Linked DNA regions of Homo sapiens: region 2 is linked to region 1. A link is an interaction called in ENCODE POLR2A ChIA-PET data of the cell type or tissue named here. Cell type or tissue: K562. All regions are shown on one strand. Each heading gives the region's core, and the rest is flanking DNA. Links, peaks and the distances in the headings are about the cores only. Region 1 overlaps TRIM72 (tripartite motif containing 72). Region 2 overlaps ZNF267 (zinc finger protein 267).

The links. Peaks named below come from ENCODE experiments on the same cell type or tissue, not always from the same donor. Only the 100,000 strongest peaks of a DNase experiment are listed, where the experiment ranks them.
Region 2: POLR2A ChIA-PET joins it to region 1 with 6 read pairs; 2 of 35 experiments call an interaction of 5 or more read pairs at or near these places.

The regions. Positions count from the first base shown.
Region 1 is chr16:31,226,530-31,231,904 of GRCh38, reverse strand. TRIM72 (tripartite motif containing 72) reads right to left here. Exons shown (of 7, transcript NM_001008274.4): 7 at 368-5,375. Among named protein-coding and RNA genes, the nearest start is that of PYDC1, 12 kb to the right of the region's middle. In K562, for the core only: no CTCF peak of the experiment used is centred there; DNase peaks (open chromatin) are centred at 1,721 and 2,644; H3K4me3 peaks cover 255 bases.
Region 2 is chr16:31,878,488-31,883,862 of GRCh38, reverse strand. The region is part of intron 1 of ZNF267 (zinc finger protein 267); the gene reads right to left. Among named protein-coding and RNA genes, the nearest start is that of ZNF267, 7.4 kb to the right of the region's middle. RefSeq lists enhancers at 3,319-3,819, 5,272-5,375. In K562, for the core only: a CTCF peak has its summit at 3,220; a DNase peak (open chromatin) is centred at 3,212.

The DNA of each region.
Region 1 (5,375 bases), core at 376-5,375:
TGAGTGAACGAGACTCCGTCTGCAATCCCGGCACCTCGGGAGGCCGAGGCTGGCGGATCACTCGCGGTTAGGAGCTGGAGACCAGCCCGGCCAACACAGCGAAACCCCGTCTCCACCAAAAAACTACGAAAACCAGTCAGGCGAGGCGGCGCGCGCCTGCAATCGCAGGCACTCGGCAGGCTGAGGCAGGAGAATCAGGCCAGGGAGGTTGCAGTGAACCGAGATGGCAGCAGTACCGTCCAGCTTCCGCTCGGCATCAGAGGGAGACCGTGGAAAGAGAGGGAGAGGGAGACCATGGGGAGAGGGAGAGGGAGAGGGAGAGGGAGAGCGACATCTCTTGTTTTAGCTTGAAAATTCACACAGATTCTGTACTCTATGTTTGTTTTAATGGGAACGTGACATCTTGATTTTTACTTTTGGTTAAATTACCCAACTTTCTCACCACCACCAGTATCAAGAAGAAGAATATTGGCATAAAGTCGATACTCCAAGATGCATCATGCTTCTGTGGACCGGGGTCCTTTGTGGTCAGACTGTCATGCACCCAGGGGATGCGTGAACCCAGTATAAGAGGCAACCTAAGCCGGACGCGGTGGCTCACGCCTGTAATCCCAGCACTTTGGGAGGCCGAGGCGGGCGGATCACGAGGTCAGGAGATGGAGACCATCCTGGCAAACATGGTGAAACCCCGTCTCTACTAAAAATACAAAAAAATTAACCAGGCATGGTGGCGGGCGCCTGTAGTCCCAGCTACTTGGGAGGCTGAGGCAGGAGAATGGCGTGAACCCAGAGGGCGGAGGTTGCAGTGAGCCGAGATCACGCCACTGCACTCCAGCCTGGGAGACAGTGAGACTCCATCTCAAAAAAAAAACAAAACAAAACAAAAGAGGCAACCTAGTGGGGCTCTCGTTGTTGTGAGATCCAGGGTTGCGAAGATCAGTGAGATTCTGAATAGAGAGCTATTGACGCATAATAAGGTCTCAATAAATTTTCTTTTTTTTCCTTTGAGACAGAGTCTCATTCTGCAGTGGGATAATTTAGGAATCAGAGAGACCAAGAGGTTGAGGAGGATACTTATTATTTATTATTTAGTTAGGTGCACTGGCCCGGTCAGATTAACATCCAAAAAGACTGAGCCCTGAACAAAGAGTCCGGTTACCTTTTTTTTTTTTTTTTTTTGAGGCGGAGTCTCGCTCTGTCACCCAGGCTGGAGTGTAGTGGCGCCATCTCGGCTCACTGCAAGCTCCGCCTCCCGGGTTCAGGCCATTCTCCTGCCTCAGCCTCCCAAGTAGCTGGGACTACAGGTGCCTGCCACCACGCCCGGCTAATTTTTTGTATTTTTAGTAGAGACGGGGTTTCAACATGTTAACCAGGACGGTCTCGATCTCCTGACCTCATGATCCGCCTGCCTCAGCCTCCCAAAGTGCTGGGATTACAGGCGTGAGCCACCACGCCCGGCTCCGGTTACCTTTTAAGCATTTTGTGGGGCAGGGGGAGATCTGTGCAGGGGGAAGCATATTACAGAAGCAAGAAACAAAGACAGTTATTCAGTTGAGACATGCATTACATCATTTTTTACTTTTCAAGGAAAAACATGTTTTATGACTTGAGTTTATCTGCCTAGTGACCTTGCAGCTGCACAGCTAGAGAAACAGGGTCTTCACAATGCCTGGGAAAGGGAGAGAGATAAGGCTCACTATCCACAGAAAAACAGGCAGTTAATTTTTAAAGGACTTTAGCTCTTTCTCTTCCTCAGGGTGAATGGGGTTTTCTTACATACAACTGAGTTTTTGCTTACACATTCTTTAATTTCTTTTAATTCCTGTTTTAACTCTCTCACCCAGACTGGAATGCAGTGGCCCGATCTCAGCTCATCGGAACCTCTGCCTCCCAGGTTCAAGTGATTCTCCTGCCTCAGCCTCCTGAGTAGCTGGGATTGCAGGCATGCACCACCATGCCTGGCTAATTTTTGTATTTTTAGTAAAGATGGGGTTTCACCATGTTGACCAGACTGGTCTCGAACTCCTGACCTCAGGTGATTCACCCGCCTCAACCTCCAAAAGTGCTGGGATTACAGGCGTGAGCCACTGCACCTGGCCACGATAAATGTTCTTGCTTGCAGTTTTATCATGGCCTTGGCAGGTTCAAGTTTGCTATTATGCTACCTAAAGATGTCAGGAAACACAGGAAATGTCTTGGCAGCCAGTTTCTGGGGGTTTCCAGCGTTCCCGTGGAGAGGAGGGACTCACGGAGGGGACGCTGGTGCTTTAGAACACATGTGCTGGAGGAACTCCTTTCTCTGTTCACATTTCACCTTCCTACATCCCCAGGGAGACCCTGCCTGGGTCAGGCAGCCCCACCCGACAAGGACCACCTGGATTACGCAGCTTTTCCCACAAAGCCCACCTCACTCAGTCAGCCATGGGCCATTTCCTTCAATGCATGCAGCTCAAGCTGGGGCAACTATACGCAGAAAGAACCTGTGGCAGCTTCGAAAGAAAGTTTCCTGATATAATTCCAACAAAAGGCAGCATACATTACTCAGCTCTGCAGGGAGACTAAAGCCAGCCCGGGTCCCGGAAGGCACAGGAGTGTTTGGACGGTGGCTCTGGCTGCCGGAGACGCCACAAGAGCCTTCCCTCCCTCCCTCCCACACGAACAGCAGACTTGCGACACGGTCTGATGGCCCTCCCCATCTTCCCTCACATGGGCATCTTCCCTCCTAAAATCTCTGCCCATTTAATCCTATCTTGGCATCTGCTTCTCAGAGTACCCATTTCCTCAGAAGGAGGCTTTGGGTCTCAGATACCACCATCCCTCCAGACACCATGGCCTGTGTGTAGACAATTCAATGCCGTGGGCTACACATGGTGGAGGAGCTGCTGGGCGATCCAGAGAGGAGAGTAACTGATTCTTCCTGGAGGCCTAGAAGGTCAAGAGAGGACAGGAAATGGTGGTGTTTTGGGAGAGCCATGAAGGATAAGTGGGAGGGAACTGACATTCCTAAAAAAGAAGTGCAGGGGCCAGGCCCGACAGCTCATGCCTGTAATCCCAGCACTTTGGGAGGCTGAGGCGGGCAGATCATTTGAGGTCAGGAGTTCGAGATCAGCCTGGCCAACATGGCAAAACCCCGCCTCTACTAAAAATACAAATAAAAATGAAAAAACTAACCTGGCGTGGTGGTGGGTGCCTGTAATCCTAGCTACTGCGGAGGCTGAGGCAGGAGAATCACTTGAACCTGGGAGGCAGAGGTTGCAGTGAGCTGAGATAGCACCATTGCACTCCAGCCTGGGCGACAGAGCAAGACTGCATCTCAAAAAAAAAAAAAAAAAAAAGGAGGTGCAGAGACCCCAGCAGTTCAGTTCAGCATAGCCAGAGTGTAGACATGCACAGGGCGGTGATCCAAGGTGAGGCTGGACACAGCCCACAGCCCACAGTCTACAGGGTGAGGAGCAACACAGGAGACCACAGGTCCCTCCCTCACTGTGGCCAGTCCTTAGCCTGAGCAATGACAGAGAGTTCAGTGACAGTCAATGGACAGCAGCCTTTCCCCAACACTAGGATCCCAAAGAGCTTTTGTTATGTGGTTTTATCTTTCAATATTTGCCCTGTTAGATATTAAAACAGAGAACTTTTCTTTTTAAGATGAAGCTGGGGCTGGGCGCGGCGGTTCAAGCCTGTAATCCTAGTACTTTGGGAGGCCGAGTTGGGGGATCCCCTGAGGTCAGGAGTTCGAGACCAGGCTGGCCAACATAGTGAAGCCCCTGTCCCCACTAGAAATACAAAAATCAGCTAGGCGTAGTGTCACCTGCCTATAGTCCCAGCTACTCGGGAGGCTGAGGCAGGAGGATCACTTGAACCTGGGAGGCAGAGGTTGCAGTGAGCCAAGATCACACCACTGCACTCTAACCTGGGTGACACGGTGAGACTCCATCTCAAAAAATAATAATAAAATAAAAGATGAAGCTGGGCTGGGCTCAGTGGCTCACACCTGTAATCCCAACACTTTGGGAAGCCAAGATGGGAGGATCGCTTGAGGCCAGGAGCTCGAGACCAGCATGAGCAACATAGTGAGACCTCATCTCTACCAAAATACAAAAAATAAAAAATAGTCAGGCATGGTGATGGGTGCCTGCCATCCTATCTACTCAGGAGGCTGGAGTGGGAGGATCATGTGAGCCCAGGAGGTCAAGGCTGCAGTGAGCCACAATCACACCATTGCACTCCAGCCTGTGCGACAGAGCAAGACCTTGTCTCAAAAAAAAAAATTGTTTTTTAACTAAAAACAGATGAAGCTGGAAGGCCAGCCTGTAATCCCAGCACTTTGGGAGGCCAAAATGGGTGGATCACCTGAGGTCAGGAGTTCGAGACCAGCCTGGCGGGCACCTGTAATCCCAGCTACTCGGGAGGCTGAGGCAGGAGAATCCCTTGAACCTAGGAGGCGGAGGTTACGGTGATCACACCACTGCACTCCAGCCTGGGCGACAGAGCGAGACTCTGTCTCAAACAAAACAAACAAACCAACCAACAAAAAAAATGGCAGAACAGCTCAAATGCTAAGCCAAAGACTGGGGGCTTTATCCTGTAGGCAAGAGGGAGTTGTTGAAAGTTTTGAGCAACTGAGTCCCGTGACCACATTTGCATTTTTGGAAACATTACCAAGTCAGGATTAAAGGCTGGAGGGCAATTAGGAGGCCTTGCAGTAGGTCACATGTCTTTTCATGTGGATTTAATGAGGAAGGAGTCAGAATATAACAGTTTTATTAATGGTGTTGGATTTTACAACCAAATAATCCCTTAGCTATATTGTTTTATTTTCTAACATGAAAGAGCTTCTACCGTTAATCCTCTCTTCTGTCTCCTGAAGCCAGGGCTCCACAGGCCTTCCTCTGGGAGACACACCCAGGTGTGCCGCCTTCCCCTGCCAGATCCTCAGGCCTTTCTTACCCAACTCACAACTTCCCTTTCACCCTTAGTCCCATACCCACCATCTCCCGAGAAAACCTCCGCAATGGGCTGCCGGGGCCCCAGGCCCTTCCACCCATCCCGCCAGCACACCCTCCCCGTGAAAATGAGTGACCCCAGGCCAGCGTCTTCCCTCAGGAGAGAAGCCTGTCTGGATCCCCAAAGGCCTCTCCCTCCAGGGAAGAGGGACTCTCACTCTGGCCTCAGTGGTTACTCCAGAGCCCAAGAAATGCCCTGTGCGCTAAAACCAAAGAAGGTGTGAACCAGCAAGTAAGTGGGGAGCGGCCAGTTCTGGGACATCTAGTTGGGGGCCTTCTCTTCCCCATGAGCAGCAGGGACCAGTGTGACCTTGGCATCAGGCTCTTTCTCTTGGCTGGCTTCCTCAACGTTCAAGACGCTCGATAAACATA
Region 2 (5,375 bases), core at 305-5,304, 650 kb before region 1:
GTAGTGTTAATGCTTCAGGCCCCAAAGCCACTTTTGAATAGCAGAGAGGTCGAACACTGAGGAAAGAATTCAGGCATGATGTGAAACTGAGAGTTTTATGAAATTTACAAGTTATAACAGCTAGAATGGTAGTAATCCTTTTTGAACATGCACAATATATCAGATATCATCCTAAAAGTTGTTTACATATATAAAACCCAATAAATAATCTGAGAAAAATTATATTCTTCCTCTTATATAAAAATTATTTTCCAAATATTTGCTACATAGTAGTTTGTATTTTGCCTCAGTTTATCTGATTTAGAATTTATCTCAAAGGGACATACCGGCCAATATACAGAGACAACCTTAACAGAATGTTCAGAGAAGATTTCGTAACTGAGTAACGAAAACAAGAAAGCAGCCACACAATAGTGATCGAATAATGCTTTCATTTTATGTGCATATGTGCACATAATGGTAACTATATACACACTAAAAGTAAGATAATATTTCTGTGTAAATAAAATTTAAAAATATTTTAAATTGTATAAAAACTATAAAACTCTTTGTGGGTGATGCCTTTTTTGTGATGCCTTTATAAAGACCAATACATACAATGAAATAAAGTAAAGGCTCTTGTTTCTGAGTCTGGTATTTTTTTTCAAGTTTTTGTTATGTTTATTCTATGTGCTATTATATATTTTAGAATTTTAAGACAATAGACATATTTGTTATATGTTAATTCTTGTTCTTTCTCTGAAAATATAGAGAATAAATAAGCATATGCTTGTGACATGAGATGAAATAAAATGGAAACCTACAGAACTGAGACCTGCTTCAGAACTTCCAGTCTTAAAAGCTGTTATCTCCTGTCAACAAATGTGAGAGCCTTTACTCTGCAAAGAAAGCTACAAGCAAAGGGAAACCAAAAAGAAATGGGAGTCTCTGGATTAAATGTGATGGTTTATAGACATCACTCAGTAAATCCTCCCTCCTAGATACTCATTACAAAGAGAAAAATGATTAACTTTATAGCGAAGGAATCTGACAGAGAGCACCTGCACCAAGTGAATGAAGTTAGCATCGTCTGTAATAAGACAAATTGGTACCAGTGCTAATGCACAGATGGGCCCATAATCATTGCTGTGATATGGGCGGAGGGGAACAGTAAATCATAATCTTAATATAATCATAAAAAAACAATCTGTGGGGGAAGATACAGGTGACCATAGATCTTCAAACTGGTTATGTGACCCTACTTAGAAGCCTGGGCTGAGAATCACTTAGCTAAGCATTGCCTCTCAAGGTTCAATACGCATACATATCATTTGGTATTCTGGGCCCCCTCTAAGTAATGTGATTCTGCAGGTTTGGAAAGTTTCCATGAACTGGCTTCTTTAACAAGTCCCCTGTCAATGCTGATGTTGCTCCTCCTAGACCCATTATCAATAGCACTCAGCTAGAGGAAGCAGACACAGCACAGAGTCCCTTACGCCCAATACTCTAATCACAACAAAAATACTTTTCGTTCACAGTGAGGACCACCAACCACTGTCCTGAAAGATCACACCCTTTGCCAGCCATTTAAAGTCTACAGATACAGAGACTGGAGAAGACAGTTATGTCTAAGTCAGCATTTGGAAAACAGCACGGATACATGCATTAAAGCAGTGTTTATTGAGCTTGTACTATGTGCTCACAGTATGTACTGTGCTGGGAACATCACATGGTGTGAGTTAAGCCATATAAACCCCTGGGATATGGGTCCTAAGTATCCCATAATTCCCAGCAGGATTTAGATAATGGCTCAGCCTTTCTATTTCTTCTTGTTTCCCTATCACTATAAAAGCTAACTATAGACAGATGGGAGGGATACAGAAAGGAAGGAGTCAAGTTTAGTTCACAAGAATTTCTCCACTGGGCACGGTGGCTCACGCCTGTAATCCCAGCACTTTGGGAAGCCAAGATGGGTGTTATCACTTGAGGTCAGGAGTTCAAGATCAGCCTGGTCAACATTGTGAAACCCTGTCTCTACTAAAAATACAAAAATCAGCTGTGCATGGTGGCACACCTATAATCCCAGCTACTCGGGAGGCTGAGGCAGGAGAATCATCTGAACCGGGAAGGCAGAAGTTGTGTGAGCCGAGATGACACTATTCCAGCCTAGGCAACAGAGTGAGATTCGGTCTCAAAAAAAAAAAAAAAAAAAAGAAGAAGAAAAAGAATTTCTCATTATTCTCTTTATATCTTTATACTGACTTTGTGACAACTTGTGAAGCAACTACTGGATCTGCAGAAATGAAAAAGATGTTGCCAGGTGGAATGTTTCTAAAGGTACTGGTTTCAATAAGAAAAAAATTTAATTTTCAAATAATTTTGAAAAAGTGAGTCCTGTGCTCCCATTTACCTGCTTTTGGGTTTGGGGAAATTGTGAGCACCACCTCTGAAGAGATGGCAGCAGCGGCCACCCAGAAATCTGATCTCCTCTAGTCAGTTCTGTGAGGGGAGGCTCCAGGGTAGGGACAGACCTGGACCAGGCTCAGAAGAGGCTGGATTTGGGCAGAGCTGGGGCAGGGGCTGGGCTAGGCTTCTCATCTCTACATTGCTGCTTTATTTTCAGCTGTCTTTCCTAAGCCTGACCAACAAGAACTTGACTCCCATGGTTTGCCTTGTTTAAATAGTTTAAGCTTCATCCTATTTTGTAACATGCAACAAGCAATTTAACCAAAACATGTAGGGCTTTCTACGAAAATTATATTAGTAGCTACATAATTATCTTTAACAAGAAAAAATCAATATAAATAATAATTATAATAACAACTCTTTTGTCCACGGGTGGCCCTTCGGGTGGTGACATCAGAATTCACAACGTCAACATAAGGGCAGTGTCCCAAATCAAGCCCAAGTTCCCTGTACACCTCCATTCTTGCTCCTGACCACATGATGTTGAATTCAACCATTATCCGTCTGCTTTAGACTGAAAGTTCCTGGATGGTAGGGACTATGGCTGCTGCATCTGTTTTCCTAGTGGCCATATGAAATGGAAGCAATTGGTTTACCTATCAGTATGAGTCTCCAGAACTCCTCCTTGTATTTCACCCACACATTAGAAAACTGGAGCAACTCCCACTTGGATACCAAATAAGGAGATTCCTTCTGTTAAAAAAGAAACAAACCCTGATGACTCATTCTTCTCCCTCTGAGACGGAAGCAAGATTAGCCCGTTGTCAGCCTGTCCCCTGCCTGCACAGGATATATAACCAAGTGTCCCCTAGGTGCTGGTAAGAGAGTCCCTGGTAACTGTGTGATGAAAACCCAATAGTGATTCAGGCAGGAAAGACTCAAGTTGTCCTTGTGGAACCAGAATAGAAAATTGAGTTGTCATAGTAGGGCCACAGATCCAGGATCCAGATATGTTATTACCTATACCTGATCAGCTGACTCTTGGGTACAAGAAAGGACAAGATTACCCTACTCCAGTAACACAGCTCACAGGTAGGCATAGCTTTACTCATGGCTCTGGACAGTGGTGGCCCCACCCTCCCTCTGCTAAGGTGCTGCTTTACACTTACAGATTCTGCCACGAGATTCTGTTTATAAAAAGGAACCACTCACAGAACTGCTGTAGCTCACTGGACAAGGTCTTGAAAACTCTGAGGGCCTCACTCCAAAAGTAGGGCTTTACAAAGTCCATGTTGATCTCTCACAATGCAGAAAATGTCCCCTGGATTTTCTATATATCCTGAGTCCAAAGTCTGGCCCTGTCTTGTGGATCCCAGGTGGAGACCAGCCTTTATGTGCAGACCCCAGGTGGAATCAACCTGGCTCTGCAATTCTTGTGTATTGCTGTGAAGAAAACTAGAGGAGACAGCCCTTCAGGAAGGCTGCTCTCACACATCCTGGAGAACCTCAGGACCTGGGTTCAGAATTCACAGCTGCAGATTTAGGTGCTGGTGGCGCAGGGAAGTGGCATGCACCTTCTGCACATTCATGGGCATTTGGGCAAGAGGATGAAGGGAATGTTGAGATTCTCCGGCCTGCTCAATGTATGTGTGTGCCTGGTTGGTTTCCAGCCCCCATGGTCTCTGAATCAGTTTCAGGTCTGAAGATGCCAGGGGCATGGAAAGACAGAGCTGGAATGGCTAACTGATGCCCTGTAAACTTATTTTTATAGAAATCTAGTCAAACTATTCTAGAAGCGACTGAAGATCCCAAGTAAGCAGAAAGACCATTCTGCCTGCAGATTTTCGGGGCAATGGGCACTTTGCTGCACAAATGTGGGTTGTGAACAGAAATCAAAGAGGGAAAGGACCCACTGGAGTGAAGTCTTACAGGCATCGTACAGGTTTATATTCTGTGTAGTAATTCTGGGCAATGTTTGAAAAATATAATGAAGAAGAAAATCATAAAATCATCTCCAACCCCAGAAAAACTATCCATAGTGGTAGAAAAGAAAGAAAACTGTTTTATGACATAATTAGCCCAGAATGTAAAGGAATGATAGGCAACCTGCTAAGAGATTAGAAAAATACCCACTGGTGAAAAGTCACCATAATTAGTCCTCAATAGAAGACCTGACAGCACCATTTGTCAGAGAGAGTTCATCCTAAATTCACCTGGGAATTGGGAGGCCATCTGTGTTTTTTAATTGGCTATAGTCAAAGGAAAAATAAACTTCATGTCTTTATGACAGGCAGATTTGCAACTTGGAGCCAGGTGCCTGCCCTCCTAGAGAAACTGTAGGATATGGATCTATCTTCTTTGCTATTTACATTTTATATCAATGATTCCCAGTTCCTAGAGAAAGGCAGTACTGAGTCAAAAAGACTGACAAATGGCCTATTTAGCTGTTAAGAGTGATTTAGACAGGTTGTAAAACAGAAAAATAATTTACATATGAAAGTTTTCCAAAGTAAATGCTTTAAGAAAAAAAAAAAGAAAAATTTCTTTCCTTATTTTCAAGAAGGATTAAGTCTTGTATTTCTAATTTGTATTTGCTCTTACAACAGCCAGATCTAGCGCCATGGTCTTGAGCTCACAGACATCTGAGTTCCAATAGGTGCTGGATTCAGGCACCTGTGGGGTGACCTTGGGAACACCGTGTACACATAAAGAAGGGGCTTGTGGGGAAGTAAAAGGCAGAAGAGAGGAAGGTGCTATTGAGCCATGAGCAGGGGGCAGTACCAAGTTGGTGGAAGGACTGGTTTGTGCTACAGATACTGGCCCAGGTGGGACTATGCTCTGACATATCCCTGGGTCCACGCAGGCAGATGAGATTATGATTGGATGGTCCACAAGCCTAGGTTGATGGAGAAACTAGGCTGCTGCTACGGATTCAGTGTCTGGGATTACAACAAGCCAGGAGTCCTCAGGCACTTGTGTGGGTTTTTGGC